Linked DNA regions of Mus musculus: regions 1 and 2 are each linked to region 3. The links are chromatin loops, found by intact Hi-C in ENCODE. Cell type or tissue: heart. All regions are shown on one strand. Region 1 holds the start of Ceacam10 (carcinoembryonic antigen-related cell adhesion molecule 10). Region 2 holds the start of Gm38967 (a long non-coding RNA gene). Region 3 holds the start of Ceacam2 (carcinoembryonic antigen-related cell adhesion molecule 2).

Evidence for each region. A loop is a pair of places that touch in the nucleus more often than their neighbours do. Peaks named below come from ENCODE experiments on the same cell type or tissue, not always from the same donor. Only the 100,000 strongest peaks of a DNase experiment are listed, where the experiment ranks them.
Region 1: a loop joins it to region 3, with 22 times the contacts of the local background. A loop is called at or near these places in 3 of 42 quality-filtered maps.
Region 2: it touches region 3 in a loop (3-fold over the local background); 30 of 42 quality-filtered maps call a loop at or near these places.

What each region holds. Positions count from the first base shown.
Region 1 is chr7:24,772,570-24,780,569 of GRCm38, reverse strand. It overlaps Ceacam10 (carcinoembryonic antigen-related cell adhesion molecule 10), which reads right to left and starts at 3,366. Exons shown (of 4, transcript NM_007675.4): 1 at 3,231-3,366; 2 at 2,085-2,444. The coding sequence starts at 3,294. In heart, no CTCF peak of the experiment used is centred here; no DNase peak of the experiment used is centred here.
Region 2 is chr7:25,482,569-25,490,568 of GRCm38, reverse strand. The region is part of intron 4 of 4732471J01Rik (RIKEN cDNA 4732471J01 gene); the gene reads right to left. It overlaps Gm38967 (a long non-coding RNA gene), which reads left to right and starts at 3,728. Exons shown (of 2, transcript XR_881898.3): 1 at 3,728-4,569; 2 at 6,878-7,383. In heart, a CTCF peak has its summit at 4,185 (motif pointing left); no DNase peak of the experiment used is centred here.
Region 3 is chr7:25,538,042-25,546,041 of GRCm38, reverse strand. It overlaps Ceacam2 (carcinoembryonic antigen-related cell adhesion molecule 2), which reads left to right and starts at 6,038. Exons shown (of 9, transcript NM_001113368.1): 1 at 6,038-6,341; 2 at 7,109-7,468. The coding sequence starts at 6,278. The region is part of intron 6 of 4732471J01Rik (RIKEN cDNA 4732471J01 gene); the gene reads right to left. In heart, a CTCF peak has its summit at 4,396 (motif pointing right); no DNase peak of the experiment used is centred here.

The sequences.
Region 1 (8,000 bases), 770 kb after region 3:
GTTTGTGGTTCTCCTCAGGGCATATAAAACCTAGCAAAGATGTTTGCTCATTCTTTTTCTGTCTATAATTAAACTTCGGTCCATAAGAATGTCTCTGGGAATTTGTTGTTGTTGTTGTCACATTGGGAAGCATTATAGCCTTAATATTAATTCGGTTCTTCATATCTACTTTAAAGATTGACTTGCATACTCTGAAATTAAAAATCAAAAAGGGGGGGCTGGTGAGATGGCTCAGTGGGTAAGGGCACCCGACTGCTCTTCCGAAGGTCTGAAGTTCAAATCCCAGCAACCACATGGTGGCTCACAACCACCCGTAATGAGATCTGGTGCCCTCTTCTGGTGTATCTGAAGACAACTACAGTGTACTTACATATAGTAAATAAATAAATCTTAAAAAAAAAAAAAAAAATCAAAAAGGGGGTGTCAGGGACTCTTGCATTCAGCCTGGTGTAGCAGCCCTAAGAGGTTCCTAACCTAGGTTTTCAGGTTCGAGCCCATGGCTCCTGGGGCACCTCATGCCTTTCAGTTAGATGCCCCCCTCAGGCAGGGGAGATTTAAGCTATCTTTGTATCTCTGCATTCTCTAGAAGTCAGCAGAGCAAATAGAGTTTGGCAGAACAATTAGTCTCGGACATTATTCTTTGGGGACCCTGTCCAGCTCGAATACTGTCATTTTATCATGGCAACTACAATTGTGTTCTTCCTGGTAACCACCATTATATTCTCTTTCTGACAAGAGTATAAAAATGTCTGATTTCTTGCAATAATATTGACACAGTCTCAGTCTTGCTGTGACCCCCTCCTACAATACCTAATTTAATTCTCACTGACCCTGTCAGGAGACTCTGGCTCAGTAAGTAAGGGGCTTCCAGCTCATTCCTTCCCTCTTCCTCCATCACAGTAAGAGCTAATTATACACTCTTCCTCATGCTGGTTGCAGGCTCTTGTGGGAGAAAACAAAGCCTTCTCCTTCATCCTCTGCTAGGAAGGACACCAGCATACCTGGGACCCTGTGATTCCAAGTCTAGTGAAGAGAGTGTGGGCTGGTCAGGCCTGGCTTCTGTTGAGGAAAGCTGACTTCTGCTCAACACTTTCATTTCCTGGACCAGGCTTCCACTCAGGCTGTGCATGCCTGAAACCAACATCTCTGAACCCACTGCTCCTCTCCAATGCATGGATAGCTAATAAGGTCCCCAGGGTGTGGCTGAGGACAGACAAGCTAGTGCCACAGACACTCCGAGGCATATGGAGCCATGACTCAATAGCTATTTCCTACCCCCAGTTTTCCTATAACAGTGCACGTTGGTAAATGATCATTGCCATGCCTGCAAGTTAACCTTAAAAGGAGCAATGATCTGACCTTCCATAGACCAGAGTCTGTTACTATTTGCTGCAGGAAATAATCCCTGGGCCTGACACCCTGGAGAGCAAGGAGCTGCCATTTGTACACGGTTTTCTCCTATCATTTTAGGGCTCTTGTCCTTCCTGGAAAGTCTCACAGGAACATCACAACAGTTGGCTAGTTGTCTTTCATACCTCTCCATGTACACAGCGCACACTGGGTCTCAGGAGGAGATACCCAGGTGACCTACCTCAGACATGGCTCTAGTCTAGGCTGACTGTCAACAGCCTACCAGCCTACAATCAACCGTTGTCCCTGTCAGCTCTAACAAGAGGGCAAATCTCAACCCAGGCTAACAACTTCCCAGGGTTCCTGGAGTCCAGGCTGGGTCTGGAGCAGTTTCCTGGTGCTCACCTCTCCGTGAGATTCTCATGGTTTCCTCAGGCAGGCCCTGCTTGAGCCCTGAAGGGTCTTTCTCGAGGCCATGCTCAGGATAAGCAGCCTAAGTTACTGTGCAGAGTCTGACATCCTCACACTGAGTTACCTCACAATCTCTTTTCTGAAGGAGTGAGTCCAAGTGAGGCATCTCGGTTTATTGCTGTATTTCTCCCCTCTGTGTGCCCCGAACTAAATGTTCCCACCACAATGTAGGGGACATAGTTGAGTCATCAAGGCTTGTCAGTGCTGTGTGGGAAGCAGGATTAGCTCTACCCATGACCCCGAGGTTACAGAGAATTACTTACGGTGTACATGAAATCGCACAGAAATCGGAGTAATTTCAAAGTTTTGATCTAGCATATATAATGTGTAGACTCCCTCATCATTCTTGGTGACACTTTGGAAGAACAGGGATCCATTGCTATATATTGTCTCTCTGCCGCTGTGTGCAAGCCCCATTTTACTCCTATTAATGGATGTTACAAATCGTCCAATTTCATTGTGTCCAGCCCCACTGTTTCCCTTGTACCAGTAAAAGACTCGGAGCGTCTGCGGCAGATTGTGAACAAGTAGAAGAACATTGTTGTCTGCAGTAACGTTGGGCGGCACAGCCTCAACGGTGACTTGGGCAGTAGTGGCAGGGCTCCAGTAAGTTAAAAGTGAGGCTAAGAGGGAAGAGAGAAAGACCTATCAATGTTAGGACCTTTGCAAAACCTCTCAGCCTTGCTGTGAGTGCGTGTCCTATTGAGTGGCAGCCAGCCTCATCACCTCCATTCCTCAGCAACGCTGCATCTTTCCACTGTAGGAAACGCTCTTCTCAGGCATTCACACAGCTCACCGCTCACTGCCCTCAGACCCCAGCTCACACTCAGAGTCTTTGCTGGATGTAGGGCTATATTTTCTGACTTTCTATAAAGACCCTGTGCCTTTATTTTCTGGTCTTTCTCTGCTTTGTATTTTCTGAAGTGCTTGCCAACCTGACCCCACCTAGATATCCTTGCTGGTCTGTCTTTCTGCCCAGTAGAAGTAGGGCTTTGTGAGGTTTTGTGAGGCTAGGTGGATTTTGGCTTAGTCCCTGCTACCCGGAACACGCTCACATACCCGTGTACAAATCAGTGTCCCAGAGCCTAGTGTATTTGCAAATTTCTCAGTGTAGTATGGATGCTGTTTATTTGCCCCAGTTTGGTTTATACGTGGAGAGTCACCCTGACAGAGTTGTGGACTTCAGTCTTCAGGATATCCTAGCCAGCGCGATAAACTTAACAATAGGGAAGAACTGAGTTTCTCCTCACCATTTGCCAATTCACATTCACAAATACTCCGAGCTTCCTGTTGCCCTCAGGCTTCAAGCAGAAGCCAGATGTCCCTTCTCAGGTTCCTTTCCTCTCCCAGAAGACCCCAGCCAGTCTCTGAGCTCCCCTGCTCTCTACTGGGAAGGAATATCTCCTTACCTGTGAGCAGTAGTCCAACCCAGGGAACCTGCCCTTTGTGGAGATGTGCTGAGGCCAGCTCCATGTCTCTGCTGCCTGCCTGCTAGCTTCTTCTCCAACACTACTGCTAAGCCTGGCTGCCCAGGTATCTGCCCTGCTCTTCTTAGCAGAGTTGATTCTCCTCCCAGAGGAGGGCACCTCCCAGATTCACGTGGGCTGGGGGTGGAGCCTGTGAGTCTGACAATGCTGTTCTCCTGTCAGTGCGGGCCTCCCGTCCTTCTATTCCTCTTTCCAGTTCAGTGTTCTAGAACATACTCCGAGCAGCAAGGCTGAGGAGTGCCCTGTGCCCTGGCCTTGGGGCTGTCAACTGCAGCAGGAATTCCTGTACTTTCTATAGCCTAGAGTGACACAAACCCCCATGGGAGCCCTGTGTGCCCTGCTCTCAATGCTCACAGAGGTGGGGTTTACTCCAGGCAGGAAGTGGCAGAGTTATCTGGAGGGTTGGGAAAGGCCTAGCTGAGTGATGACTGGGTAGGACCTGATCCATCGTCACTGATGGCACCAGTCATGTGTCTGATCCTAGGATACAAGTTGTCTCAGGGGCTTCATATCCTGGGTGTGCAGGAGGACGTGACCTGTGTGTCCTGGAAAGAGGACTGTGTGCTCCATCTTCCTATGGAGGGCGCCAGGGAGACCTCCCCATCTTCCTGTGCTGGCCAAATGTGATTCAGGTCTGCCCGTGCCCTCCGTAACCTTCCCAGGATGGCTCTGTTCTCCTTGGTGAATGCCCTGGGATTTCCCATCTCTCCCATGGATGATGGAGGATGGAAGGGACCACATTGGTTGTTCTTGCAGAATGGAGTTCTCAGAGATACAGGAAAGAGCCAGGAGGACAGAGTATGGTTAGGTGAAGGAACTGGCTCCAGGTGTGTCAGAACTGGGATGGAAACCAGGCTGCAAGACATGTTCATCCCTCAGGAGTTTTTCTGTTGAGTATATGGTTCAGTGGCTCCCCTGGTGTTCACGAGGAGATCTGCAGCTCACATCTGGGCTGCCCTAAGGTTGGTAACCAGGCTCCCAGCTCCATGATGGAGCTAAGCAAGAAAGGCTCCAGATGTGGAGATCCTTTGAGGATCCATTCAGCTTTTTGCTAGAGACTATTATAGTCATGAAGTGAGACTGGCTGCCTTTTGATCTGCAGTTCCACGGTGACTAATGAGGTTGATCCCCCGTTCCCATGTGTCTAGTAACTTAGTTGGACATCTTGTTCCTGGGGCAGCAATATCCTAGAACTGTGCTTTCTCTAAAATTGTTTTATTCTGACTTCTAAATATTAAAGCAAAGCACTTTCACTCACCAACAATAGCATATTTTAGAATTGTAACAATAAGAAACACGGGCTGGAGAGATGGCTCAGTGGTTAAGAGCACCGACTACTCTTACAAAGGTCCTGAGTTCAAATCCCAGCAACCACATGGTGGCTCACAGCCATCCGTAATGAGATCTGACTCCCTCTTCTGGTGCACCTGAAGACAGCTACAGTGTACTTAGTATAATAATAAATAAATCTTTAAAAAACAAAACAAAAACAAAAAAACCACAAAAAGGAAGCTTCTTAGTGTGTGTAATTCCGGGTGTGTTAGTATTTGAGATGCAGTAGCAGTGAGTCAGCATTCCTTGGAATTTGTTTTATAAATTCATAATTATGACTATTTAAGCATACATCTCAGTGTCTTCACTCTCTATAGTTTTTATAGCTGAAATTCTTGTTTAAAGAACTATGGTCCCTAATTGGTGGTACTTACCAGAACTACACTGTACAGGAGCATTCAAAGGATGAAAGACAGAACTTCAGATCCAGGTCTCCCAGTAAGGCAGCGGCCCCGCATGGAGTCCCACGTGGACACTGCTTGCTAAGGACCTGTTTTACGTCAAAACCGGTTACATTCGAGAGAGCATCCAAAGGGCCCACACCAGGTACATCATATGTGTGAGCCCATGAGGGAGCACTTTGTCTCTTTACAATTACTGCACCATTGCCAGGTGGTGGTGCACACCTTTACCCCAGCACTCGGGAGGCAGAGGCAGAGGAATCTCTGAGTTCAGGCCAGCCTGGTCTACAGAGTGAGTTCCAGGACAGCCAGGGCTACACAGAGAAACCCTGTCTTGAAAACCAAACCAAACCAAACCAAACCAAACCAAACCAAACCAAACCAAACCAAACCCAACCCCTTTATGTTCTCCTTCCTAATGTTATATATGTAATTACATGTGTACATGCAGACATTAGAGCTAGGATCCACAAACAAGAAAGGACATATGGGGTTTTCTTCCTGAGATCAAATGATCTCACTTAACATGATATATTCTAAGTCTATCCACATCCCTGTAAAGTTTGTGATTCATCTTTCTGTAGAGACAAACACTACTTCACCGTGTGTGTGTGTGTGTGTGTGTGTGTGTGTGTGATAGACTTGCATTGTGTATTAATTTGTTGATGGAGCTCTAGGTTGGTTCCATTTCCTTGCTATAGAGGATGGAGCAACTATAATTATTGGGGTGCAGATATCTCAATGGTAGGGTACAGGGTTTCTGGGTAAATGTCCAGTGAAATAGCTGCATTATATGCTATTGCAAATTCTTTGAGGAATTCCACACAGCTTTGTATAATGGCTACAGAAATCTGCACACCCACCAGCAATGAATAAGTGTTCCTCTTTCTCCACATTCTCTTCAACATTTGTTATCAGCTAATTTGATTACAGCCATTCTAACTGGAGTGGGCTGGCGTCTCATAGTAGCTTTAATTTGCATTTCCCAAAATTAAGCATTGCTTTTTTTTCCTAAGCTGTACCAGTTACTTATGCCAAACACAAAAGCCATATCATATATACAATTCACAAGTGTGTTTTTCTGTTCTGTGGTTGTTATTTCAGTTTGTACTTTTAATTCATAAACTCACTGTCTCAGGGTTGCCATTGCTGTGCTGAAGCACCGTGATCAGAAGGGGGAGGGAAGAGCTTACTCAGCCTACACGTCCACATACCTGCTTATCACTGGAGGACATCTAGACAGCAACTCAGACAGAGCCAGTCTTGTAGGCAGGAGCTGCTGCAGAGGGCACGGAGGGGTGATGCTTACTGGCTTGTTCTCCATGGCTTGCTCAGTCTGCTTTCTTATAAAACCCAGGACCACCAGCCCAGGGATGGCCCCAACCACAATGGGCTGGACACTCCCACATCAATCACTAATTAAGACAACCCCCTACATGTGTCCTACAGCCAGATTTTGTGGAGGCATTTTCTCAATTGGGGCTCCATCCTCTCATATGACTGTAGCCTGTGTTAAGTTGATATAAATTTATCCACACTTACTAAGTAAATTTGACTAAAGCATAAAGGCCAATTCTCATTTGCAAACCAACATGTTCTTTTTAGTGCATTCTTCTAGGATTTAAAATCAAATTAAATTCTCATATTTGAAAATGTTTAAAAGTGTCCAGATCTCAGGACTCACAGGGAGGGACCTTTGATGAAATGCCGGACAGTAAGAAGAGGGAACTTATAGAGTCCACCTCCAGGAGGAAGATAGGACATCAAGTGAGGTATGGGTTTCCACCCCACAGTCACACCTCTGACCCATAATTGTTTCTGTCTGAAAGAATTACAGGGATGGAAATGGAGAGGAGCCTAAGGAAAAGAAGGTCCAGCAACAGGCCCAAAGTGGGATCCAGGTCAAGGGGAGGGCCCAAGGCCTGACACTATTACTGGGGCTATGGAGTGCTCACAAAAAGGGATCAATCATGATTGCCCTCAGAAAGACCCAACAAGCAGCTGAGAGAGTCAGATGCAGATATCTGCACCCAACCAATGGACAGAAGCAGCTGACCACTGTTGCTGAATTAGGGAAGGATGAAAGAATTTGAGGAAAATATTGATCCTATAAGAGGACCAGCAGTCTTAATTAATCTGGTCCCCCGAGATCTTTCAGACACTGGACCACCAAACAGACAGCATACACCAGCTGATATGAGGCCCTCAACACACATTCAGTAGAGGACTTCCAGGTCTATGTTCATTCAGAGATGATGCACCTAACCCTCAAGAGACTGGTAGCCCCAGGGAGTTTAGAGGTTAGATGCGGTAGAGGGTGTGGGCATCCATGTGGAGACAGGATGTAGTGGGAGGAAGTATGGGATGTGGAGCAGTTGGAGGGTGGGAGGGGAGGGGCGTGGATTGGAATATGCAGTGTAAAAAATGAATTACAAATACAATTAAAATTTTAAAAAAAGTGTCCAGAACATGGTATATCCTTCTGACCCTCAGAAAGCCTTTGGGAGGTAGACTAGTTCTCTATTTCTTTTTTTTTTCCCCAGTAAGGTTTCAAAGGAGGGGATAGGGGAGGCAATTTTGTGTTCTAGAGGGAGAGTCTCCAGGGAGAGACAACTGGAACTGGGAGGGTTCTCTGGGATGAGCTAGAAACCTAGAGCAATGGAAATTCCTAGGAATGAATGACGGTGATGCCAGTTAAGATTTCTAGCAGTGGGGGAGATAGAGCCTAGATGAGCCATTGGGACACCAACCCAGTCACAAAACCTTTGATTTGCAATTGTCCTGGCTACAAGACATGCTGGGGTAAAGGTGATACAGAAATTGTGGGAGGGATCAACCAATGGCTGGTCCAGCTTGAGACCCAGGCCATGAGAGGGAGCTCACCCTTGAAACTGCCCAGAGGGCCAGGAGCCAGAGGTTGGATAGCCCAGAGATCAGGATACAACTAGACACAAATGGG
Region 2 (8,000 bases), 55 kb after region 3:
AGAGCAGAATTGATTCCTTGGCATCGAGACCCTTGCAAATTCATTATCATAGACTTGATTTGGCTGACAGAGGCCTTGCTGAACCTGAGGTTGATAATTCTCCTTCAGGAGCTGCATAGGAGTCAGACCTGTACATACTGGTTCTTCATAAAATGAATCCAGTATGGGCACCAGGGTGGGTTGCAAGGCTAAGCACCACAGGGGAAGGACTAACACGGACCATCTCTGAATTCCCCATGAGACAAACCTGGTTTGCAAGGAGGTTGGTATCTGTTTTCAACCTTATCCTAAGGATTTTTCTAAGGCTCTGCCTCCCCTCCCCAAATGATACCAAGAGCCATGACTGTGGGTCATGATGGTACCCACAGGAGGAATCAGGTCAATGCTCCCCCCCACATCCCGTTAACGCCCACTCATCCAAGGAAGAGATGAATATTGATCACCCCAGTTCCATGGGGCCTTATTGAAAATAATTAAAAGGGAGGATATGCCGGGAGCCATGGCCTCAGCCATGGCCTTGTGGATATTTTCTAGCTTACATAAAGAATCTTGAGAGAACATTCATGGTCGTAACAATAAGAATGTTTGTGGGAAAAGAGGACAGTGACCATTGTTTCCAGGAGCTGAAGATTGCCACCTGACCTTCAGAGAGCCCCTGGGCTCTTCCCTCCTCCTCTGGAGCCCCCCACCTCCCGCTTATGCTTATATTGCCACTCCTGAATAATGTTTTTAGAGCTTGATCAGTATGATTGACTTGCTCTCATTCTTCCTGTCTCTTTCCCTCCCACTCTCTCACTCCCTTGCCCTGGGTCCCTGCTGATTATTCCTGCAGGTCAGGGCACTAATCCATTCATGTAGATTCTGGTCTTGCCTTTAAGGGTCTGATTACCAATTTGCATTTGGCACTAGCATTTTCAAAAGCCAAAGGTTCAATTAATGCTCTCCTAGGTACTGGATCTGATTTCTTTCCACCTACAGCTGAAGTTAATCTTTAAAAATTCAAGTGAATGTTTCCTTTGGACCTTGTTTAACCAAGGTTCAAGTCTTTTTGCTGTTTCTTCAACCTTGTTCCAGGCATTTAAGCCTGCCGCTGCCATGCAACACAATTCCAAGGTTTCTTCATCATATACGATCTGCATCCCTTCCTCAGCATATTGACCGTCTGCTGGTATTTAGAAATAGTAGTACCTCCGGCTCTATATTTCTGTGCTATCTCCTTAGCTGCTTTTCTCCACCATGAAAGCCACTGTAACTGTGGCTCAGGTTCTAATACCGATCTTCTTACAAAGTTCCAGTCTAGGGGGATTATTCTATTTTGATCATCAAAGAAGACAAGCTATGTTTTATGAATGGTGAGTGTATCCAAAAGTTAGTAACATTTTCTATAATTTTTTAAAAATCCAGCATATTCTTTATAAATGTGTGGCCTCTGTTGCATACTAACTAGATAAGCCAAACTTTGTTTTCTAATAACCTTTGGTTGGCTTTCTTTTTATCTTCTATCTCTATCTGAGTATTTTTTTGTTTGTTTGTTTGTTTGTTTTGTTTTGTTTTTTGTTTGTTTGTTTGTTTTTCAAGAGAGGCTTTTCTCTGTGTAGCCTTGGCTGTCCTGGAACTCACTCTGTAGACCAGGCTGGCCTCGAACTCAGAAATCCACCTGTCTCTGCCTCCCAAGTACTGGGATTAAAGGCATGTACCACCACTGCCCAGCTTTTTCTTATTTTTACTTATTAATATTCTAAGCTCCTTTTTAAGGTCTGTGTCCATATTTCATACCTCTCTTGTGCTTGTATCTCTGCCATCCTACCATTTTGTTCAACCTGACTTATAGTAATTTTGTAACTTCTTTAAGGCTTGTCTTCATGTTTCATTTCTCTCTGTGTGTTGTTCATTTTTACCTATAAATTTTTGTACCTTCCTTTCTAAGCCTTGCTTCCATATTTTTCCATATTTTGTATCTCTGATATTTTAGTAGCTTCTTTATTTTGATTTATTAATTTTAGTATCATTTCCTCTAAACCTTGCCTTCATGTTTCTCTGTCTCTGTCTCTGTCTCTGTCTCTCTCTGTCTCTCTCTCTCTCTGCGCTTCAGTCTGACCAATTTTTCTTCCAAGGCCTGTCTCATTCTTCCAAATTTCTCTCTTTCACCTTCACTTTTAATTATAAAATTTTCTATAACTTTTTCCTAAGGCTCTTTGTTTTAAGAAGGTACAGAAAACCATTATGAGTCTCAAGAGTTAAGAAGAAGGAAGAGGGGGGCCTCTGTGTCCACATCCCCTGAGGTACCAGCCACATGACAGTATAGTATAGAAAAGAGTTTATTCAGGACATGAGACGAGTTGTGGGAGTAGAGACAGAGAAAGGCAGAGAGAGAGGGGGGAGAGAGAGAGAGAGAGGAGAGGCGTGTTGTGAGCATGCACGTGGAGAGAAAGGGGGGAGGACAATGGGGAAAGAGAGGAAGAGGGTAAGGGAGCAGGAGTATGAGGAGAAGAGCAAGAGAGAGAGGAGGGGCAAGCAGCCCCCTTTATAGTGAGTCAGGCATACCTGGCTGTTGCCATGTAACTGTGGCATGGAGCCTAGACAAAATGCCAACAGCTCCCTCATCACATCCAGATCTCTCCTCCAATCTAGGAAGTTGTCAGACCTTGGAGTTCTCTCCTCTAGCCAGCATGAGTCAGGCCAAGATGAGTCCCCTCAGCTGGGTCTAACAAGTTGGTATTGCCCCACCTCAGATAAGCTTTTAGCCCAAGAGAACAGCTCCATCAGCCTCCCACCTACACCTAGATAAGAACTGCTTCCTTCTCCACTGCCACCCCGAGGCTCCAGTAAAAAAGCCAGGATTTGTTGGTTGTTGTTGTTGCAGCTTCTCTTGGGGTATTATTGTTCTTCTCTGGCAGGCACCTTGCTGTACTTTGAGAGCTCTGTTCTATAAGCCCTGAGCAATTGGCCTTTGAGAAGCTGTAGATGCTAGGTAACTGCTGTTGTGTGCATAGCAGGAGTCTCTTCTGCAGTCCTGTGCTTGATTCCTCCCTTTGCAGCATGCAGATCACTCAGTATCTCTCCAATGGGAGCAAAATGCCTAGTTCCATGCCAGCTGTTAGCCTAAATCTATATCGAGCTGGACTGTTACCCACAGTCCCTAGCATGTAGAAGGTGGGTCATAGCCGGTTGCAGCTCTGTCTCCCATGTGCAATCCCACCCAGTGCTCTCCCAACCCCAGGACACAGCAAGCGGCTCTCGACCTTGTAGCTCTGCAGGATCTCTGCCTTCTCTGCTTTCTACCCTTTTTCTGCTTTCTATTCTCTTGTCTAATATTCTGAACATGGATTTTAAAGGTATGGATAATATATTCCATGTTGGGCACCAAATGAACTGGCAAGTTTAAAAGTTGTCTAGTCTTTTGCCTTCTATTCATTCTCCTTCAGGAATTGTTATGCACAGAAAAGATATTGTAGAGTGCATATTCTTAGCACACACACAGAGTAAGAAATTAAAGACCTATGTAGAAAGGTTTCTGAATTGATTCTGAAAGGAAAAATGAGAGTTCATCAGTTAGCAAAAAAATAGACCCAGCAAAAATTGTGGTACTGTGGGGCTGGAGAGATGGCTCAGCAGTTAAGAACACTGACTGCCCTTCCAGAGGTCCTGAGTTCAATTTCCAGCAATCTCATGGTGGCTCACAACCATGGGTAACAGGATTTGATGCCCTCTTCTGTTGTGTCTGAAGACAGTGGCAGTGTACCCACATACATTTAAAAATAAAAATCAAATAACAGTTAATAGGAAACAGGTTGTAGACCTGTTTATAAATAGTTCTTTGGGGTTATTCCAATCTTCATCGTCAGCAATCCAGTCCACTAGAACAACACCAGCATGTATCAGCAGCAGCAGCAGTCCACTAGAACAACACCAGCATGTATCAGCAGCAGCAGCAGTCCACTAGAACAACACCAGCATGTATCAGCAGCAGCAGCAGTCCACTAGAACAACACCAGCATGTATCAGCAGCAGCAGCAGTCCACTAGAACAACACCAGCATGTATCAGCAGCAGCAGCAGTCCACTAGAACAACACCAGCATGTATCAGCAGCAGCAGTCCAGTCCACCTGGCAATAACCACTCACAACTCAGCAATGGCAGTTCAATTCAGAAGAAACCACATGGCTCCACCTATTGGCCTGAGTCTGCAGAGTCAGCAAGTAGCCAAAGGAATATCACAAGAAGTTCTTCAGCAAGTTACTCTCTACCAAGTTACAGCAAGTGAACATTAGCAACGTGATGCAAGGCAAACCAACACCAGAGCCTCCTCCCACTCTCTGTGGGGTCATATTTACATTATTTCTAAACATCACAGGCCCTCTCCTGTGTCTGCTTCAGCAAAACATCCTTTCACCTGTATGCACCTGCAAAACAGCAGATAACATAACTGAGTTTCCTAAGAACCAGAAATTTCCACTTCATAGATGTCTCAATGTTGCAGAGGCATCTCAGGTGACTGTTCAACACCAGCTGTCTCTGTCATATCTACAGTTTTGGAAGCTGCTTGCTCTGAACTTCCTGTTTACTCAGGTAAAATGTATCTTTCTCACGTCTTTGGTGGGAATGAAGACTATATAGTTATAGTCTAAAAGTTTCCTTGTTATCACATTCAGAAAGTTAAAACTCACAAAAGAGGTTCACGTTTATAAACATATAAAGTTTAAGTTGTGCAGGATCTAAGAGGATGTTTTAAAGGTTGATAAAAACAAGTTATAACTGTTGAAATGTCAAAGATGTTTAAAGATGGCAGATGCAAGCTGTAAAGGTCAGAGAATCTGAAAGCTTTAATAGTGATAGAAAGTGACTTAGGTGCAGAGCTTTGGACTCACCAAAATAGGATCAATAGTGGAGCACTTTCTCCAAAGTTGCCAGGTAAAAAGGACTGGACATTTGTGAATGTAATTCTTACCTGATAATTGTTCTTATTATATATCATCTATTGATTTGAGAGAAAGACCCTTTATTTGTCTAAAAGGGGAAGATGTTGGGATAATGTCTTGTGTAAAGGTTACCTTTGTATTATTCCAATGTTGATTTCTGTGGCAAAGATTTGAGTACAGGCCAACCTTGTTATTGTTATTTTTATGAAACTTTACCTGTCTAAGTGTTTTGTAAACATTCTTCTCCATCCTTCTGATTGGTTTACTAAAGAGCTGAATATCCTATAGCAAAGAGGAGAGGACAGGAGAGGGGAGGGGAGCGGAGGGGGAGGGCAGGATGGGGCGGGGCGAGGCGAGGCAAGGAGAGGAGAGACATCTGTCAGAGATTAAAAACTGTGGGAAAGAATCAGGCACAGGGGATTGGCCAGCAAGATGCAGAGGGAGAAACAGACGCTGGGACTGATTGGCTAAGAGAGAGGTAATGAGCCATGTGGATTAGGATAAATAAGTAAATTGAAGCTATACAAGCTGGTTGGGAACAAGCCTAAGCTAAGGCCAAGCTTTCATAATCACAAAAAGTCTCCATTCATTACCTTGGCAGCCAGTGGGTCAAACCAGTCCAGTGATGATATTACCAAAAGTGATCCAGTGCAATCCCCATCAAATTCCAAAAACACAAAAGCATATCTGTGAAGAGAAATAGAAAACACTACATTCACTCAGAAGCACAAGGTCCCAAATGGCTAAAGCAACCACGAGCAGAAGGGGGAGTGCATAGGAGTCACCATATTTAGGTCAAATATACTAAGAGCAAACATAACAAAGCAATATGGGACTGGCAAGAAAAGGGACATTCAAAACAGCGCAGCAGGACATAGGACCTAAAGTTGAACAGGATTTCCATCTTGCCTTACACTGGTCATTAGTCTGCTGGCCATGGACTCTCTCAGCCTATAGACAACTCTGTGAGGTGTTTTCTTGATTTGTAATTGATGTGGAAGGACCCAGCCCTCTAGGAGTAATGCCACCCCTGAGTATGTGGCCTCAAGTTGTATTAAAAAGCAGTTTGAACAAGCCTTGGGAGCAAGCCAGGAAGCAACAGTCTTCCAGGGACTCTGCTTCAGTTTCTGCTATGACTTCCTTTCAAAATGGACTTTATATATATATATATATATATATATATATATTGTATATTGTAAGACAAAAGAATTCCTTCTTACCCTAGTTGCTTTGCTCGTGGTGTTTATCACAGCAATAGAAAGCAAACTAAGTCACCTAGTTTCCAACAGTCCCAATATCTACAGACATCTCCCACAAGCCTGCTCTAAAATTGTCTTCTTCTCATGTCTCTGAGGATATTACTTTGCCTCCTGGCCATCACTCACCAGAAGAGACCAGGTGATTATAGGGGAGTCACCTAGACAGATGACAAAGCTGTCCCAGAAAGGTCAAGAGGACATGAACAGACCCCAGACACAGCTCAGCCCACACAGGCAGGTAGCATCTCTCCCTGAGACTATTCATAGGATGATGAGGTCCACATTCTCTCTTAGGTCACACAAGTCCCATCCTCCTGCACATCTAGGACACAAATCTTCTAAGATAACTGTTCCTGGGCTTCCATTCCTGGATCAGAACCTAACTGGTGACACCAGTGACAATGGTTCCATCCCCTCCCCAGTCATCACTCCACTGGCCCCTTTCCAGACCTCACAGACAATCTCTGTCACTTTCCTGCTGGGAGTAAATCCCACTTCCCAGAGCATTGAGATTGCTCAATGGGCAGACTGGGCTCAGCAGGGTTTCTGTATCACAAGAGGGAATAAACCACAGGGTTTAGGAAGGACAGGGGCTCCCTCTGATGCTGGCAGGGCCAGGGCCAGGACATGGCAGAGGTTAGCCCTGGGGTAACCTGGTCTCGAAAATCAAGTGATCCTGATTAACATTCCTACTCAAAGTGTGTTCTAGAGGACTGGGCCATGAAGACAGAAGGGCAGAAAGGACTGGAAGGCCACACTGAGAGCAGAAGAGGTTAGGGACTCAGCCCGTGTGTCTCTGGGTGCTGCTGCTGCCTGTCTGAAAGTTCAGCTTCAAGGAAGGACAAGAGGCCTGGCACCAGAGCAGCAAGGCACGGAAGCAGTGCGGGAGCTGAAGCGCTTCTCCACAGAGAGAGGACAGAGCAGGCAGAAGAGACCATGCTGTTCAACCTCATGGTGCAATAGGGTAATGTCCTTAAGCAGGGAGTCCTGCTCACTAGTGTCCACTTGAGGAAAACTCCTTCCTGTGTGCGCCCCAGCGCAATACCATCCAACACAATGGACTCTCTAAGGAGCCCTTAAGTGTCCACTTCACACATGCAGCAGGGTGGGAAGCAGTGACTAAGGAATGGGGTTGTGTATGACCAAAGTATATTTTCACGTGGGTGTGGAGTTGTCAAATAATTAAAGTACTTTCAAAAAAGTAAGTGGCTCCAATCCTCTTCACTATTTGAAGAAAACAGAAAAAAAAAAAAAAAACTTAGAACACAAAAGTGCCTCCACCGACCCTCATTCGAAACCTGGGGGGGTGGGGGGGGGAGGGGAGGGGAGGACAAGAGCAAGCAAGCTGGTCTACCTCCCAAAGGCTTAATGTTCTGGAAACTATTAAACACTTTCAAATGTGAAAAATTAAATTGCTTTTAAGTTTTAGAAGAATTTGCATTAAAAAACAATAGTTGGTTTTGTGAATGAATACTGGCCCTCATGCTTTAGTCAAGTTTACTTAAGTCTTCTGGATAACTTTATGTCAACTTGACACAGGCTATAGTCATGTCAGAGAAGGGAGCTCCAATTGAGAAAATGCATTCTTAAGATACAGCTGTAGGCAACCCTGTAGGGAACTTTTTAAATTATTGATCCATGAGGGAGGGCCCAGACCATTGTGGTTGCTGCTGTCCCTGGGCTGGTGGTCCTGGGTTCTATAGGAAAGCAGGGTAAGCAAGCCAGTAAGCAGCCCCCCTCCATGGCCTCTGCATCAGCTCCTGCCTCCAGGCTCCTTCCCTATTTAAGATCCTGTCCTGCCTTCCTTTGATGATGAGCAGTA
Region 3 (8,000 bases):
TAGTTGTCTGCAGATGATGGTAGAGCTTTGCTCCAAAATCCCAAAGGTCTTTTCTGTGATTCACCTACAGGGGCCTGCCAGAGGCTCCAAACAGCATCTCTATCAGCCACAGACACCTCAAGTACCATCGGGTCTGCTGGGTCATATGGTCCAAGTGGTAGAGCAGCCTGCACAGCAGCCTGGACCTGTTGAAGGGCCTTCTCCTGTTCCAGGCCCCACACAAAGCTAGCAGCTTTCCGAGTCACTTGGTAAATAGGCCTAAGTAACACACCCAAGTGAGGGATGTGTTGTCTCCAGAATCCAAATAGACCCACTAAACGTTGTGCTTCTTTCTTGGTTGTAGGAGGGGCCAGGTGCAATAACTTATCTTTCACCTTAGAAGGAATATCTCTGCATGCTCCACACCACTGGACTCCTAAGAATTTCACTGAGGTAGATGGTCCTTGAATTTTGGTTGGATTTATTTCCCATCCTCTGATACGCATATGTGTTACCAATGAGTCCAAAGTAGTTGCTACTTCCTGCTCACTTGGTCCAATCAGCATAATGTCATCAATATAGTGCACCAATGTGATATTTTGTGGAAGATCCAAACGATCAAGATCCCTTCTAACTAAATTATGACACAGGGCAGGAGAGTTAATATATCCTTGAGGCAAAACTGTGAAGGTATACTGTTGGCCTTGCCAACTGAAAGCAAATTGCTTCTGGTGGTCCTTATGGACAGGTACTGAGAAGAAGGCATTTGCCAGATCAATAGCCGCATACCAGGTGCCAGGAGATGTGTTAATTTGCTCAAGTAAGGAAACTACATCTGGTACAGCAGCTGCAATTGGAGTTACTACCTGATTTAGTTTTCGGTAATCAACTGTCATTCTCCATGATCCATCTGTTATCTGCACTGGCCAGATAGGAGAGTTAAACGGAGATGTGGTGGGAACCACCACCCCTGCATCTTTCAAGTCCTTGATAGTGGCAGTAATTTCTGCAATGCCTCCAGGAATACGATACTGTTTTTGATTCACTATTTTCTTTGGCAGAGGCAACTCTAAAGGCTTCCATTTGGCCTTTCCAACCATAATAGCCCTCACTCTACAGTTCAGGGAACCAATATGAGAATTCTGCCAATTTCTGAGTATATCTATCCCAATTATACATTCTGGAACTGGGGAAATCACCACAGGATGTGTCCGGGGACCTACTGGACCTACTGTGAGTCGGACATCAGTCAAAACTCCATTAATCACCTGCCCTCCATACGCCCCTACTTTAACTGGAGGGCCACAATGTTTCTTGGGATCCCCTGGGATCAGTGTCAACTCAGAACCAGTATCCAGCAGACCCCGAAAAGTCTGATTATTTCCTTTTCCCCAGTGTACAGTTACCCTTGTAAAAGGCCGTAGGTCCCTCTGGGGAAGAACTGGAGAAAGGGTAACAGCAAAACCTTTGAGTGTCTTATCAAGATCCTTCCTCAGCGGAACCTGGCCACCCCTTCATTCAAGGGGTTCTGGATCTGCAAACTGTCTCAAGTCTGGAAATTGATTCACTGGCCGAGATTGCTGTTTACCACGATCTAATGTAGCCTTTCTTTCATTTGTTTGAGAATTTTTCTGCTTATACAGATCAAACAAATATGCAGTAGGCTTCCTATGTATTTCATTCCTGGAAACACCATGATTGGTTAGCCAGTACCAAAGGTCCAACCGAGTCATGCCATTATAAATTTCACCTCTCCTGTGCTGACCATTACTGGGTATGTTATTATAAACATTCTTTTGTCTACGCTGTCCATTATAATAACTAGAATCACCTTGTCTCGGGCGATTCAATGCTGCCACCTGGCCCTTGTTACCTCGGAATCCAACTAAACCCAGTGAATTTAATTCATCTAATTGAGCAGAAGCATCTCCAATGCTAAGATCTGGCACAAGGAAAAGGGAAAGAACAAAACCCTTCAAATGTGCTGGTGCCCCTCTCACCAATTTGCGTCTTATAGAGCTGGTGAAAGGCATATCTTCTGGACCTTCCCATTGTGGACAATTATGCTTTACACAATATATCCACTCTAGCATTGCAATTTCCCTAAGTCTTAAAATCCCTTCATTAACACTAAGCCATGGAATATCAGGCATCTCCAAGTCATTTCCAGTAGGCCATCTTTTGATAAACACCTCAGCCAACCATTCAAACAAACTTTTGACACCTTTTTTAACTATGCGAGCTTCCGTATTAAACCTAGAATCTCTACTCAGAGGACCCATGTCAATAAACTCAGCCTGCTCTAGTTTTATGTTCCTTCCACCCTTATCCCACACCCTTAAAATCCATTCCCACACATATTCACCAGGTTTCTGCTTGAATGAATTAGCAAACTCATTAAGCTCCTTAGTAGTGTAGCGAATTTCCTCATGGACTACACTTTCTACCTCCCCTCTAGGAGCCTGTTTTGCTTTGAGTCTGGTTACAGGTCTAGAAGAAACTATTGGTGGGCCGTGAGCAGACTCTGCAAAATTAATTTCCTCATGTGGGGAAGGCATTATTTCAAGAGGTGGGGCTGAGGGTACTACTTCCTCAGGTGGGGCAAACCCTTGAGAATCTGAGGATTCAAAATTCTCAGCTTCAACATGGTCTTCCCACACATCCCCATCCCATGTTGTAGGATCCCATTCTTTGCCAATTAGAGCCCTTACTTTAACTGTCGACACACTCTGAGGCTGAGACTTGAATTTTCGCTGTAGTTCAGCCAACCTTACAATGAGAGTTTCTGTTTGATTTTCTGCAACTTGAGCTCTATTGCTACAAGAGAGAAGATTCTCCTCAAGGACACACTTAGCAACTTTTAGATCGTTTACTTGTGTCTGGAGACTTTCGATTTTATCACACAACTCCTTCCTTTCATTCATCATTCTTTCCACAGATACTAAGAGCAGCCAGCCAGTAAAATCATTTTCCGATTTTTTCCCCATCTTGTAGAAAGCTTTGTGCACTGAATCACCTAATTCATTAAGAAAATCAAGGTCATTAGCTTCTTTAAGTTCGGAATATAGTTTCAACCATGGGTCTTCAAAATTCTCTGAGCTCCCAGGAGGGAGAGAATCTGGAGAGGTTTCAATAGTTGAAAGTGCTGGTGGATCAACAAGCCAATTCCAGTATTTTAAAAGATTCATCCTTGTACTTCTGTTACTCTAGAACCACTCCTGGTACCAAGTTCTGTATTAGTCAGGGTTCTCTAGAGTCACAGAACTTATGGATAGTCTCTAGATAATAAAGGAATTTATTGATGACTTACAGTCGGCAGCTCAATTCCCAACAATCGTTCAGTCACAGCTGTGAATGGAAGTCCAAGGATCTAGCAGTTACTCAATCTCACGCAGCAAGCAGGTGAAGGAGCAGGAGCAAGAGCTAGACTCCCTTCTTCCAATGTCCTTATATTGTCTCCAGCAGAAGGTGTAGCCCAGATTAAAGGTGTGTTCCACCACACCTTTAATCCCAGATGAAAGGCGTAGCCCAGATTAAAGGTGTGTTTCTTAAACTCGGAGATTCAATCTTCTGGAATCCATAGCCACTATGGCTCAAGATCTTCAAACCAAGATCCAGATAAGGATCTCCAAGCCTCCAGATAAGGGTCACTGGTGAGCCTTCCAATTCCGGATTGTAGTTCATTTCAAATATTGTCAAGTTGACAACCAGGAATAGCCACTACATCTGCAAAAAGTGATATTTTGACTTCTGCATTCTGATGATGGTGAGTGGTCTTGATTTCTGTTAGTAGGATTCTTATGTTTGCCTTTCGCCATCTTGTATTCTCTGGAGCTAGTTGTTATAGTTGTCTCTGGTTAGAGCTTGTTCCTCAGGTGATTATGTTAGCCTTTATCAGCAGACCTGGGAGACTAGCTCTATCCTTAGTTTCAGTGGTCAGAGTACTCTCTGCAGGCAAGCTCTTCTCTTGCAGGGAAGGTGCCCAGATATTTGGTGTTTGAACCTGCCTCCTGGCAGAAGTTGTGTTCCACTCACCAGAGGTCTTAGGATCCCGTGGCAGATCCTGTGTGGGTCCTTGCGGGTGTCTGCAGACTCCCCGGGCCAGGGACCACGGTGCAGCAGTGGGCCAGAAGGGACTTGAGCCCTGGGTCAGGCTGGATTATCTGCTTCCTTAATTAATGCAGTCTCAGGTCCTGCGCGATTGGATTGGAGCAGGCGCTGTGTTCCACTTACCAGAGGTCTTAGGATCCCGTGGCGGATCCTGTGTGGGACCTTGCGGGTGTCCGCAGACTCCCCGGGCCAGGGACCACGGTGCAGCAGTGGGCCAGAAGGGCTCCTCCACAGTTTTGAAAGCCTTGTTACCATCCATAGGGCAACCCAGATGTGAGCTGCAGGTCTCCTCCTGAACACCAGGGGGCGAAATTGGACCATATAATCAACAGAAAAAAACAGAAAAAAGGCATAACCACCCCTTGTATATTTTCTTTTTTTACATTTTAAATGTTTTCCCCTTTCCAGGTCTCCCCTTCAGAAATCCCCTATCCTCACCTCCCTTCCCCTACCTCTAAGAGGATGGTCCCACACCCACCCACTCTCATTCTCCTGCCCTGGCATTCCCCTACACTGGAATATTGAACAGCCTCAGGCCTGAGGGCCTCTCCTCCCACTGATATCCAATAAGGCCATCTTCTGCCACATGTGTGGCCAGGGCCATGGGTCACTAATGGATACAGAAAATGTGGTATATTACACAACAGACTACCAATCAGCCATTAAAAACAATGACTTCATGAAATTCATAGGCAAATGGATGGAACTTGAGAATATCATCCTGAGTGAGGTAACTCAGTCACAAAGGAACAAACAAACAAGATATTTACTCACTGATAAGTGGATATTAGCCCAAAAGTTCAGAATACCCAAGATTCAATTCACAGACTATATGAAGCCTAAGAAGAAGGAAGACCAAAGTGTGGATGCTTCACTGCTTCTTAGAAGGGTGAACAAAATCTTCACAGGAGGAAATACGGAGACAAAGTGTGGAGCAGAGACTGAAGGAAAGGCCATCCAGAGACTGCCCCACCTGGGGATCCATTCAACATATAGCCACCAAACCCATATGCGATAGTGGATGCCAGGAAGTGCTAGCTGATGGAAGCCGGATCTGTCTGTCTCCTAAGAAGCTCTACCAGAGCCTGACAAGTACAGAGGCAAGGTGGAAGCTCACAATCAACCATTGGACTGAGCATGGGGTCCCTGATGGAGGAGTTGGAGAAGGGACTGAAGGAGCCGAGGGGGGTTTGCAGCCCAGTGGAGGGAGCAACAGTGCCAAGAGGCCAGACCCCCACAGAGCTCCCGGGATCTGGATGACCAACGAAAGAATACGCAAGAACCTATCTTGCAACCTGGATTGCAGTTTCCATCCCAGTTGACACAACTGGAGCCAGCTCCCTCACGTAACCATACTCTGTCCTACTGGCTTTTTCCTGTATCTCTGAGAACTCCATTCTGCAAGGACAACCAATGTGGTCCCTTCCATCCTCCATCATCCATGGGAGAGATGGGAAATCCCAGGGCATTCACCAAGGAGAACAAAGCCATCCTGGGAATGTTACGGAGAGCATGGGCAGACCTGAATCACATTTGGCCAGCACCGGAAGCTGGGGAGGTCTTCCTGGCGCCCTCTATAGGAAGATGGAGCACACAGTCCTCTTTCCAGGACACACAGGTCACCTCCTCCTGCACACCCAGGATATGAAGCCCCTGAGACAACTTGTATCCTAGGATCAGACACATGACTGGTGTCATCAGTGACGATGGATCAGGTCCTACCCAGTCATCACTCAGCTAGGCCTTTCCTTAACCCTCCAGATAACTCTGCCACTTCCTGCCTGGAGTAAACCACACTTTGAGTGAGCACTGAGAACAGGGCACACAGGGCTCCCCTGAGGTTTATGTCACTCTAGGCTACAGGAAGTGCTGGAACTCCCTCTGCTGCTGACAGCCCCAAGGCCAGGGTATAGGACACATCTCAGCCTTTCTGCTCAGAGTATGTTCTAGAACACTGCTCAGAGTATGTTCTAGAACAATGAACTGGGAAGAGAGGAATAGAAGGATGGGAGGCCCGCACTGACAGAACAGCATTGTTAGAGTCACAGGCTCCACCCCCACCCCACGTGAATCTGGGAGGTGCCCTTCTCTGGGAGGAGAATCAATTCTGCTATGAAAAGCAGGGCAGATATCAGGGCAGCCAGGCTTAGCAGTAGTGTTGGAGAAGAAGCTAGCAGGCAGAAGAGACATGGAGCTGGCCTCAGCACATCTCCACAAAGGGCAGGTTCCCTGGTTTGGACTACTGCTCACAGGTAAGGAGATATTCCTTCCCAGTAGAGAGCAGGGGAGCTCAGAGACTGGCTGGGGTCTTCTGGGAGAGGAAAGGAACCTGAGAAGGGACATCTGGCTTCTGCTTGAAGCTTGACGGCAACAGGAAGCTCTCAGTGAGTGTGAATTGGCTAGTGGTGAGGAGAAACTCAGTTCTTCCCTATTGTTAAGTTTATCGCACTGGCTAGGATATCCTGAAGACTGAAGTCCACAACTCTGTCAGGGTGACTCTCCACATAAAAACCAAACTGGGGCAAGTAAATAGAATTATTGCATACTACACTAAGAAATTTGCAAATACACTAGGCTCTGGGACACTGATTTGCAAAGAGGTATATGAGCATGTTCCAAGCAGCAAGGGTTAAGCCAAAATCTACCTAGCCCTCCTCACAAAGCCCTAGTTCTATGTGCAGAACGGCAGACCTGCGAGGGCATCTAGGTGGGGTCAGGTTGGCAAGCACTTCAGAAAAAAACAAAGAAGAGAAAGGCCAGAAAATGAAGGCGCAGGGTCTTTAGAGGAGGAGGTCAGAGAAGATAGGCCTACACTCAGCAAAGACTCTGAGTGTGAGCTGGGATCTGAGGGCAGTGAGCAGTGAGCTGTGTGAATGCCGGAGAAGAGCGTTTCCTACAGTGGAAAGATGAGGAATGGAGGTGATCTGCTGGCCACCACCCAATAGGACACAGGCACAGCAAGGCTGAGAGGTTTTGCAAAGGTCCTAAGATTGATAGGTCTTTCTCTCTTCCCTCTTAGCCTCACTTTTAGCCTCCTGGAGCCCTCCCACCACTGCACAAGTGACTGTTATGGCTTTTCCACTCCACGCTGCTGAAGGCAACAATGTTATTCTAGTTGTTTACAATATGATGAAGGGAGTCTCGGCCTTTAGCTGGCACAAGGGATCTACTACGTCTACAAATGCTGAAATTGTACGATTTGTAACAGGCACTAATAAGACTATAAAAGGGCCTGTACACAGTGGCAGAGAGACACTATACAGCAATGGATCCCTGCTCATCCAAAGGGTCACCATGAAGGATACGGGAGTCTACACAATAGAAATGACAGATCAAAACTATCGTCGTAGGGTCCTGACTGGACAATTTCATGTACACAGTAAGTAATTCTCTGTAACCTCTGGGTCATGGGTAGAGCTAATCCTGCCTCCCACACAGCATTGACAATCCTAGATGACTCTACTATGTCCCTTACCTTGTGGAAGGAGCATTTAGTTCACGGCACACAGAGGGGAGAAAACCAGCAATAAACAGGGATGCCTTGCTTGGACCCACTCTTTCAGAAAAGAGATTGTTAGGTAACTCAGTCTGAGGATGTCAGACTCTGCACAGTAACTTAGGATGTGTACTGACTAGTTTTGTGTCAACTTGACACAGCTGGAGTGATCAAAGAAAAAGGAGCTTCAGTTGAGGAAATGGCTCCACGAGATCCAACTGTAAGGCATTTTCTCAATTAGTGATCAAGGGGGAAAGGCCCCTTGTGGGTGGGACCATCTCTGGGCTGGTAATCTTGGTTCTATAAGAAAGCAGGCTGAGCAAGCCAGGGGAAGCAAACCAGTAAGGAACATCCCTCCATGGCCTCTGCATCAGCTCCTGCTTCCTGACCTGCTTGAGTTCCAGTCCTGACTTCC